2 separate regions of the Homo sapiens genome follow, and region 2 is linked to region 1. Evidence: read pairs that join two places in POLR2A ChIA-PET (ENCODE). Cell type or tissue: HCT116. All regions are shown on one strand. Links, peaks and the distances in the headings refer to the core of each region. The heading gives the core; the rest is flanking DNA. Region 1 overlaps ANKRD24 (ankyrin repeat domain 24). Region 2 has its middle 12 kb from the start of ZBTB7A.

Evidence for each region. Peaks named below come from ENCODE experiments on the same cell type or tissue, not always from the same donor. Only the 100,000 strongest peaks of a DNase experiment are listed, where the experiment ranks them.
Region 2: POLR2A ChIA-PET joins it to region 1 with 5 read pairs; 6 of 35 experiments call an interaction of 5 or more read pairs at or near these places.

Annotation. Positions count from the first base shown.
Region 1 is chr19:4,205,788-4,211,149 of GRCh38, forward strand. ANKRD24 (ankyrin repeat domain 24) reads left to right here. Exons shown (of 22, transcript NM_001393985.1): 8 at 1,455-1,525; 9 at 1,714-1,820; 10 at 1,994-2,181; 11 at 2,977-3,014; 12 at 4,271-4,351; 13 at 4,478-4,585. Among named protein-coding and RNA genes, the nearest start is that of EBI3, 21 kb to the right of the region's middle. In HCT116, for the core only: CTCF peaks have their summits at 1,607 (motif pointing left), 2,414 (motif pointing left) and 3,162 (motif pointing left); DNase peaks (open chromatin) are centred at 1,554, 2,409, 2,794 and 3,114; H3K4me3 peaks cover 1,027 bases; H3K27ac peaks cover 1,531 bases.
Region 2 is chr19:4,076,635-4,081,996 of GRCh38, forward strand. No RefSeq gene overlaps it. Among named protein-coding and RNA genes, the nearest start is that of ZBTB7A, 12 kb to the left of the region's middle. RefSeq lists an enhancer at 996-1,175. In HCT116, for the core only: no CTCF peak of the experiment used is centred there; DNase peaks (open chromatin) are centred at 2,707 and 4,981.

The DNA of each region.
Region 1 (5,362 bases), core at 250-5,249:
CAGTGAGCCAAGATCACACCCCTGCACTCCAGCGTGGGTGCAGAGGGAGACTCCATCTCAAAAAATAAAAATAGGTCGGGTGCGGTGGCTCACGCCTGTAATCCCAGCACTTTGGGAGGCCGAGGCGGGTGGATCACGAGCTCAGGCAATCGAGACCATCCTGGCTAACACGGTGAAACCCCGTCTCTACTAAAAATACAAAAAATTAGCCGGGTGTGGTGGCGGGCGCCTGTAGTCCCAGCTACTCGGGAGGCTGAGGCAGGAGAATGGCATGAACCCGGGAGGTGGAGGTTGCAGTGAGCCGAGATCGGGCCACTGCACTCCAGCCTGGGTGACCAGAGCAAGACTCCGTCTCAAAAATAAATAAATAAATAAATAAATAAATAAATAAATAAAATTAAATAAATACATAAACACATAAACGGGGCCGGGCATGGTGGCTGCAGCCTATAATCCCAGCACTTTGGGAGCCAGAGGCAGGAGGATTGCTTGAACCTAGGAGTTTGAGACCAGCCTGGGCAATATAGTGACATTCCATTTCCATAAAAAATTAAAAAAAAGAATTAGCCAGGAGTGGTGGTGCACGCCTACAGTCCCGGCGGCAGATTGCTTGAGCCCAGGAGTTCAAGAAAAGCCTGGGCAACGTAGCAAGACCCTGTCTCTAAAAAAATAAAATAATATAATATAAAATAAAATAAAAATTAGCCAGGCACGGTTGCACATGCCTTGTAGTGTGGGTCTCATTCCTGTAATCCCAGCCCCTTGGGAGGCCGAGGCAGGAGGATCACTTGAGCCCAGGAGTTCGGGACCAGTCTGGGCAACACAGCGAGACCCCGTCTCTACAAAAAGTATAGGGAACCACAGTGCTTGGGACTGGCAGTCGGCAGACCTAGATCCTAGATCTGACTCTGCCTCTTACCCCAGTGGGTGACCACTGGCCTGGTTGGGCCTCAGTTGCTGCATCTGTAAAATGCAAAACTTGCCTTTGTTACAAATTCCTCAGGGCACATGGGAATTTCTCATGAAATAAAGGAGCAGGGTCACACCCAGGCAGAAAGTGCCCAGAAAATGTCGAAGTCTCACCCTACCCCTACTCTTCCCCCTTTTGTTTGTCTTCCTTTCTTTTCTTGGTTTTTGAGACAAGATCTCACTCTGTCACCCAGGCTGGTTTGCAGTGGTGCCATCATGGTTCACTGCAGCCTTGAACTCCTGAGCTCAAGCGGTCCTCCCGCTTCAGCTGGGGACTCCCTAGTAGCTGGGGCCACAGACACACACCACCACACCCAGATAATGTTTGCTTTTTTTTTTTTTTTTTTGTAGAGACAGGGTCTCACTGTGTTGGCCCAGGTTGGTCTCAAACTCCAGAACTCAAGCGAACCTCCTGCCTTGGCCTCCCAAGGTGCTGGGATTACAGGGTTGAGCTACCGCACCGGACAACCTTTTCTCTTTTGCAGCGGCTGGTGGCTGTCTCTCCTGCTCAGAGGTGCTCTGCTCCTTTAAGGCACATCTAAACCCCCAAGATCGGGTAAGCTTCTGGGATCTCTTCAGGGAAGATGTTATGCTTGAGGTATGCTGCCACCAAGTGGCAGTATCTCAGGCACCCTTTGAAAGTCTGAGAAAGTTTGAGGTGAAACTCAAGGGCAGTTATATAGGCTTCTGCACCTCCCGGGGGTCAGTTTCTCATGCCATCGCATCCCTCCTCCTCCCTACCAGTCAGGCGCAACACCCCTCATTATAGCAGCTCAGATGTGTCACACAGACCTGTGCCGTCTCCTACTGCAGCAAGGGGCTGCCGCGAACGATCAGGACCTGCAAGGCAGGTGAGCATCTCCCCTCCCAGCCAGTCCACCCTATGCTGTGTGACCTTCGGCAAGACTTAACCTAAGTAAGACGATCTAGCCAGCCTCCTCTTCCCAGCCTGGCCTGGGTGCTGAGGTGGGCATGGGGGCTTGGGGGATGTTCTCATCTCCTCAGTAGCCCCCTCCCCTGGTAGGACGGCCCTGATGCTGGCCTGTGAGGGGGCCAGCCCCGAAACAGTGGAGGTCCTGCTGCAGGGCGGAGCCCAGCCGGGCATCACCGATGCGCTGGGGCAGGACGCGGCTCACTATGGCGCCCTGGCGGGGGACAAACTCATCCTGCACCTTCTGCAAGAGGCGGCCCAGCGCCCCTCCCCACCCAGCGGTATGCAAGCCCCACCTCCCCAATGCATTTGCTTCTTGGCAGCTTCTTGTCACTCCCCTTCTCTTTATCGTGAATAGTTTCAAGGTACCCCCGATTGGCTGCATTCTAGGAGGTCCTAGAGCTTACCCAATTCTACTCAGAACAGTTTCAAGGAGCCCCAGGGCATTTAGAGTAGTCTGGGAGGGGGTCTGCTTCTGCTTTCCTGGGTCATCTGTACAGTAAGAACTTTGCCTGTCCTAAGAAGGGCACCCCCTGCTGGGCAAGGTGGCTCATGCCTGTAATCCCAGCACTTTGGGAGGCCGAGGTGGGCGAATCACTTGAGGTCAGGGGTTCAAGACCAGCTTGACCAACATGGTGAAACCCTGTCTCCACTAAAAATACAAAAATTAGCTAGACGTGGTTCAAGCAATTCTCCTGCCTCACCTTCCAGAGTAGCTGGAACTCCAGGTGCCTGCCGCCTAAGTCCCTCACGCCTGGCTAATTTTTGTATTTTTAGTGGAGTCGGGGTTTCGCCACGTTGGCCAGGCTGGTCTCAAACTCCTGAACTCAGGTGATTCACCCGCCTTGGCCTCCCAGAATGCTAGGATTACAGGCATGAGTCACCCCATCCAGCCTATCCTCTCTTTTTAACAGTCCCAAGTCCCTCTCTCAGCACTCTACCCAAGCGCCAGATTTCTACCTTAAACGCCCTGATTCTTGGGGAAATCGGGAGCCCCCTACAAGTCCCTGGGGCCCACCAATGCCCTTCCTGGGCCTGGGAACAGAATGCCTGACCCTGCTTCCCTCTCTCCCCAGCCCTCACAGAGGATGATTCAGGCGAGGCGTCATCTCAGGTATGGACCCCTAAGCAGTGAAGGAGCCCCTCCTCCCTGCATCCACACTAACTTCTCCCCTGCCCCAAGCTCTGTGAGAAGAGAAGGAAGTTAGACCTGGGAAAACCTGTTTGGAAAGAATGCTACCTTCAGGGTATGCTGCCACCAAGTGGCGGCAGTGTGCTCAGCCTAACTCCCAGAACTGGGTGAGAATACTGGATGGGGCCAAATTATGGGGCTGGGGTGGGAGGGCAGTGGGGACTGAGGTTGTTGAGGGTTGGTGTCTTCGGGGAAGGAAGCAGATCTGGCCTCTTCCCCTCTTTCAGTTTTTTTGTGTTTTTTTTCCCCGAGGTGGAGTCTCACTCTGTCGCCCAGGCTGGAGTACAGTGGCTCGATCTTGGCTCACTGCAACCTTCACCCCCTGGGTTCAAGCGATTCTCCTGCCTCAGCCTCCCTAGTAGCTGGGATTACAGGCACCCACCACAACTGGCTAATTTTTGTATTTTTAGTAGAGATGGGGTTTCACCCTGTTGGCCAGGCTGGTCTCAAACTCCTGGCCTCAAGTGACCCACCCGCCTCGGCCTCCCAAAGTGCTGGGATTACAGGCATGAGCCACTGAGCGCGACCCCTCTCCTAGTTTTTTTTTTTTGTTGTTGTTGTTGTTTGTTTGTTTTGTTTATTTTTTGAGAGATGGAGTCTCGCCCTGTCACCCAGGCTGGAGTGCAATGGCGTGATCTTGGCTCACTGCAACCTCTGCCTCCCAGGTTCAAGTGATTCTCCTGCCTCAGTTTCCCTAGTAGCTGGGACTACAGGCGTGCGCCACCATGCCCAGCTAATTTTTTGTATTTTTAGTAGGGTCGGGGTTTCACTCTGTGTTGTCCAGGCTGCTCTCGAACTCCTGACCTCAAGTGATCACCCACCTTGGCCTCCCAAAGTGCTGGGATTACAGGTGTGAGCCACCGCGCTGGCCCCTCTCCCAGTTTTAAAGCATCTCTGTTCCACAGAGGAGTGAAAACGTGTGGGCAATGTGGTCTAGCTGGGGAAAGAACTGAGAGACAGAGAGGAGCAGAGAGTAAAGAGTAAGATCTGGAACTTACAGGGAGTTGGTCTTGTCTGCGCTTTGCTGGGATAAGTAAGCGGCAGGAGGCAGGGGCTGCTGGTTCCATGTTCTCAGGAAGTCAGGCCATGGCTGGGGCTGGCTGGGTTGGTTTACTGTGGGGGAGGCTGGCATGGCCCCCCGATCGGCCCCCTTCACTCTCTCTCCCCTCCCTTCCCAGAACTCTATGTCCAGCCATGGAAAGCAGGGGGCCCCCAAGAAGCGGAAGGCGCCTCCACCTCCCGCCAGCATTCCCATGCCGGTGAGAGATGCTCTGGGCACGGGAGGAGGCATGGGGAGCCCCCAGGCACGGGGAGGGGCTCTGGCTGAGACCTGGGATGGGGCAACCTTAGGCCCCATCTAAAGGCCGTGGTGGGGAGGGGAACAGGATGATCGAGATGCCTATGAGGAGATCGTGAGGCTGCGGCAGGAGAGGGGCCGCCTCCTGCAGAAGATCCGGGGCCTGGAACAGCACAAGGAACGGAGGCAGCAGGAGGTTAGGAGGCCTCGGAGATTTGGGCGTGGGCCAGCCTGGGTGGGGTCAATGCAGGCATGAAGATCCCCCTACTTTTCTCCCACCTTCCCTCCTCCATCTCTCTCCCTCCCCACCCTGCTGCAGCCACCTGGGCCTCCTCGCTGTTCCTCCAACTCGCCAGGCGCAGTCCTGCCTCAGGGCCTTTGCACCACCAGTGTCCTCTGCCTGGAATGCTCTAGCGCAGTCCTGCCTCAGGGCCTTTGCACCACCTGTGTCCTCTGCCTGGAATGCTCTAGCCCCAGATGGCCCCACAGCTCTTTACCTCACCTACTTTATGCAGTAGGCTCCTCGCCAAAGACACTTCCCATGCCCACTTCCCATGCCCACTTCCCATGCCCACTTTCTTCAAAATTGTAACATCACCCCCCACCACCCCCCCGGCCAACTCGCTAGTTCACTTTATTTTTTTTTTATTTATTTTTGGTTTTGTTTTGTTTTTGAGACGGAGTCTCGCTCTTGTTGCCCAGGCTAGAATGCAATGGTACGATCTCGGCTTATTGCCACCTCCGCCTCCCGGGTTCAAGCGATTCTCCTGCCTCAGTCTCCCAAGCAGCTGGGATTACAGGCGCCCACCACCACATCCAGCTAGTTTTGTATTTTTAGTAGAGACGGGGTTTCAGCACATTGGCCAGGCTGGTCTCTAACTCCTGACCTCAGGTGATCCTCCCGCCGCGGCCTCCTAAAGTGCTGGGATTGCAGGTGTGAGCCACCGCACCCGGCCTCTTTATCTCCATTTGC
Region 2 (5,362 bases), core at 52-5,051, 130 kb before region 1:
GTGTGATCTCGGCTCACTGCAACCTCCACCTCCCGGGTTCAGGTGATTCTCCTGCCTCAGCCTCCTGAGTAACTGGCATTACAGGTGTGTGCCACCACACCTGGCTAACTTTTGTATTTTTACTACAGATGTGGTCTTACCGTGTTGACCATACTGGTTTCGAACTCCTGAGCTCAGGTGATCCACCCGCTTCGGCCTCCCAAAGTGCTGAGATCACAGGCGTGAGCCACCGTGCCCGGCCTGGGAGAAATACTTTCTGAGCTGCTGATTTCTCCATGGCTTCTGAATTCATAGCGGTTGGGGAGATGGTGCCTGGGTATTTTCACCTGGGCAGCTGCTAAGAGGTGACTTCTATTTGTTCCAGAAGACAGAAGCCTTGGTAGCTATGCTGGGACTGGATCCGTGTCCACCACACCACTCAGAATTCCCATCTGCAATGGGTCCCTTCTGCCCCGTTTTTACCAAGCCCAGTTCCCTCTCTGCAACTGAGAGGCAGCCTCTTGCCCCACCCCCTCTCTTCCAGACTGGATGGCTGCCTCCCAGGCACCTCTCAGGACCTGGCCACAGAGCTCCAAAGCCCAGGGCCTGCTGCCTTTTGGGTCATGGCTCAGGGCCCAGTCTCTACCTCTCTCTGTGGCCCAGTACCCTTTAGCTCAGGAGGTCTCATCTGGAGTGACTCTGCCTCCTTCCAGGCGATACTGGGTGATATCTGGAGACATTTTTAGGTGTTGTGATTGGGGAGGGGGTGGGTGGAGGCCAGGGACACAGCTCAGCACCCTGCAGTGCCCAGGACGGACCCACCCCAGAGGTTGATCAGGTCCCATAGTGTCCACCACACCGAGGGGCTGAAATTCTAGCCTGGGTCTAACTTCAGTCTTGCTCGCTGTAGAAGGCACCCACACACTTCTCTCCTCTCTGTGCTCTGCAGAGAAGAAAAGCCACTGGCCAGTGACCCCTGGACAAGGCAGGACTTCAGCCATCCACTGCCCTCCACCACCACCCCTGGGCACCCCCTTGTCCAAAGCAGACAGTCTCTACTCTGGGATAAGGGGGGGACCCTGGCCCCAGGCTTTACCCACTTTGGGGTGATTCCTGGACCCTGGAGATGGACCCCAAGGGTCACCCTCACCCCACGGGACCTCCCAACAATGGACAAGGCCAGTCTGTCCTCTCCCCCAGCCCCCAGTTGTGCAGAATCCTCAACATGGCACCCCCAGTGTGGAGCTGAAGACTCCAGACTTCAGGGGTGGGGGCGGGGCTGTGGGAGGGGAGATCATGGCTGCGGTTCTGGTCCAGCCAGACCTCCTGGGTTTGTTCTTTTTTTAAGAACCACCGCAATTTAAAGAGCGGAGTCCTCCCTCCCTGCAGCCCACCTGCCACGTGGGCTGGCCCCTGTTCCCCTCTCCTTCTCTCCGTCTCTGCCTGCCGGGCTTGGGCTGCGGGGGCCGGAGCTTCCGTTTCACTTTGGTATCACCGGTTTCACTTTCAGGGCTGGGGACAGAGAGAGGAGAAGAGGGACAGAGAGATGGACAGAGCCGGGGAGGGTGGCCTTGTTAAGTCGGGGGCCGGGGAGGGGTCCACCACCTGCCGCTCCTTTTCCTGACCTTCCTGACCTTCTTCTGGCCTGGCCGGGGCGGGGGGGGGGGGGGGGGTCCTGGAAGTCAAGGTCATGGGGTCAAGGTCAAGTTCTCCCTGTGTGACCTTGGGTGGGAGAAGCAACTTCCCACTATCCCTGAGCCTCCTTTCCTGAACCCCTCAGTTACCCAAAAGTGGGGCTAAGAATCACGTACACCCCACCCGGCGCTGGGAAGTTCAAAGATTCCTCCAGCACCGCGGACCATCCCATAATGTCCCCGTGGGAGGGGGCGGGGCCAACTCCCAGGCAGAACAGGATGTCGGCCGCTCCTTTGGCCAGGGAGAGACCCTTGGCCCAGAAACCACCGGGAAGGAGGCTCCGGGCTGCCCGAGTCCCGAGCCCGGGATGAGCCACTGTCCCCCAGAACCCCCAGCGGAGGCTGGAGCTCTGTCCGCTAGCAGATCCAGGCTGGAAATTCAGTTGGGCATGGCCTTGTCCCACCCCACCTCCATCCCCACCCCACCCTCAGGTCCTTCCTGCTTGGTGGGGGCCTGGGGCTTGAGCCACTCACTCAAGAGCAGGGACTGGGACCCACTGACCTCCCTGTCCCCAGCACCCCCACAGGGCCCAGTCAAGGTGGGGCAGGTGCTTGGTGCTGGTCAGACAGGATAGGGGAGTGACCATTTGCATGTCAATATCAATAACATATCTCGGTAGAGATAGGCGGTTAGTCTGTGTCAAAATGTGAGAGGGCGGTAGTTTTCTTTTTTTTTTTTTTTAACAGCTTTATTGAGATATAATTCACATGCCATGCAATTCACCCATTTAGAGTATAGAGTTCAGTGGTTTTTTGTTTTTCTTTTTTCTTTTTTTGGAGACACAGTCTCACTCTGGAGTACAGCAGAGCAGTCTCGGCTCACTGCAGCCTCCACCTCCCAGGTTCAACTGATTCTCGTGTCTCAGCCTCCAGAGTAGCTGGGACTACAGGCGCCCACCACCATGCCCGGCTAATTTTTGCATTTTAGTAGAGACAGTGTTTCACCATGTTGCCCAGGCTGGTCTTGAACTCCTGCGTTCAGGCAGTCTGCCCGCCTCGGCCTCCCAAAGTGCTGGGATTACAGGCATGAGTCACCTCACCCAGCCTCAGTGGTTTTTAGTATAGTCACTTGGCTGGGCTGGATGGCTCACACCTATAATTGCAGCACCTTAGGAGGCGAAGAGGGGCAGATCACTTGAGGTCAGGAGTTCAAGACCAGCCTGGCCAACGTGGTGAAACTCCGTCTCTACTAAAAATATAAAACTTAGCCAGGCATGGTGGCTTGCACCTGTAATCCCAGCTACTCTGGAGGCTGAGGTGGGAGAATTGCTTGAATCCGGGAGGCAGAGGTTGCAGTGAGCCAAGATCGTGCCACTGCACTCCAGCCTGGGCAAGAGAGCCAGACTCCATCTCAAAATATAAACATTAAAAATTAAGAAAAATAAAAATTAGCCTCTTCATTGTAAAACGGGAATAATAAAAAGAGAGAAAATAAATAAATAAATATTAACCAGCCGTGGTGGCAGGCGCCTGTAATTCCAGCTAGTTGGGAGGCTGAGGCAGGAGAATCACTTGAATCTGGGAAGTGGAGGTTGCAGTGAGCTGAGATCACACCACTGCACTCCAGCCTGGGCAACAGACTGAGACCCCGTCTAAAATAATAATAATAATAATAAAAAAATGGATAGAAAGGCAGCACCAGCTGGCTGAGGTGCTGAGGGGATCCACCTGGGCTGGCAGCTCTGTGCTCCTGGAAAAGCCCCTTCTCCACCCCACACAGGGCAGGAACCCAGGACTTCCAAACAGGAGGCTTAGGGAGGCTGCTGGAACCTTAGAAACCCACATTAGCAGTCCAGTGCAGTGGCTCACACCTGTCATCCCAGCAATTTGGGAGGCCGAGGCAGGTGGATCATGAGGTCAGGAGTTCAAGACTAGCCTGGCCAACATGGTGCAACCCCAGCTCTACTGAAAATACAAAAATTAGCCGGGCGTGGTGGCAGGCGCCTGTAGTCCCAGCTACTCGGGAGGCTGAGGCAGGAGAATGGCGTGAAACCGGGAGGCGGAGCTTGCAGCGAGCCGAGATTGCGCCACTGCACTCCAGCCTGGGCAACAGAGACTCTTGTCTCAAAAACAAAAAATAAATAAATAAAAAGGGAAACCCACGTTAGCATTTACAGGTGGCGCCCTGCGGAGGCCCAGAGAGGTACAGAGACAAGTGGGCTGGGTACACAATGGCCCCTCCCCTTTAATGATGGGGAGAGGGGGCATGGCGCGGTGACTGACACTTGTAACCCCAGCACTTTGGGAGACCGAGGCAGGAGGATGGAGGATACCTTGAGCCCAGGACTTGGAGACCAGCCTGGCCACATGACGAAACCCTGACTCTACAAAAAAAAAAAAAAAACTAGTCAGGCATGGTGGTGTGTGCCTGTCATCCCAGCTACTCAGGAGGCTGAGACAGGAGGTTCACCTGAGCAGGAGGCTGCAGTGAGAGGTGATCGTGCCGCCACTGCCCTCCAGCCTGGGTGACAGAGTGAGATCCTGTCTCAAAAAAACAAACAAACAAATTATGGGGAGAGAAGGGGAAAGGGAGAGGGGATGGGGAGGGGAAAGGAGGGAGGAGGTGGAGGGAGAGAGGGAGGGGTGGGGAGGGGAAGGGGGAGGGGGAAGAGAGGAGGAGGAGAAGGGGGAGGGGATGGGGAGGGCAGGAGGAAAGGAGAGGGGGAGGGGAAGAGGTGGGAGGGAAAGAGTAGGGAGGGGAAGACAGGGAGGGGAGATGAAGGGAAGGGGAGGGAGAGAGGGAGGGGTGGGGACGGGAAGGGGAAAGGGAAAAGAGGGGAGGAGGGGGCCGGGCATGGTGGCTCACGCCTGTAATCCCAGCACTTTGGGAGGCTGAGGCAGGCAGATCACAAGGTCAGGAGATCGAGACCATCCTGGCTAACACAGTGAAACCCCGTCTCTACTAAAAGTACAAAAGTTAGCTGGGCGTGGTGGTGCGCACCTGTAATCCCAGCTACTCGGGAGGCTGAGGCGGAAGAATCGCTTGAACCTGGGAGGTGGAGGTTTTAGTGAGCTGAGATTGTGCCACTGCACTCCAGCCTGGGTGACAAAGCTAGACTCTGTCTCAGAAAAAAAAAAAAAAAAAAAGGTATGGGGAGTGTAGAGTGGATACCTGCAAGTGTCAGCTAGGACTCCAGTCTAATCTCCCTTGCAGGGTTCCACATTCAGGATCTCCTCTTTCCTCAGCCCACCTGGCTCTGGCACTAGGATCTTATGAAATCCCAGGGAGCTCCCTCCTGTGTCTGTGATCATTGCTCCTCCTCCCTTCTCCTTGATGCTCCTCCTCCCTTCTCCCTCCTCCTAGATGCTCCTCCTCCTCCCTCCCGCCTCCTTCTTGCCCCTCCTCCCTCCTCCTCCCTGCCCCTCCTCCCTCCTCCCTGCTCTTCCTTCCTCCCTCCTACTCCCCCCTCCTCCTCCTTGCCTCTCCTCCCTCCTCCCTGCTCTTCTCTGCTCCTCCTTCCTCCCTCCTACTCCCCCTTCTCCTCTTTGCCTCTCCTCCCTCCTCCTTTCCTCTCCTCCCTCCTCCCCCCTGCTCCTCCTTCCTCCCTCCTACTCCTCCCTCCTCCTCTTTGCCTCTGCTCCCTCCTCCCTGCCCCTCCTCCCTGCTCTTCCTTCCTCCCTCCTCCTCCTTCTTGCTCCTTCTTCCTCCCTACTCACCCCTGCTCCTCCTCTCTCCTCTTCCCTACTCC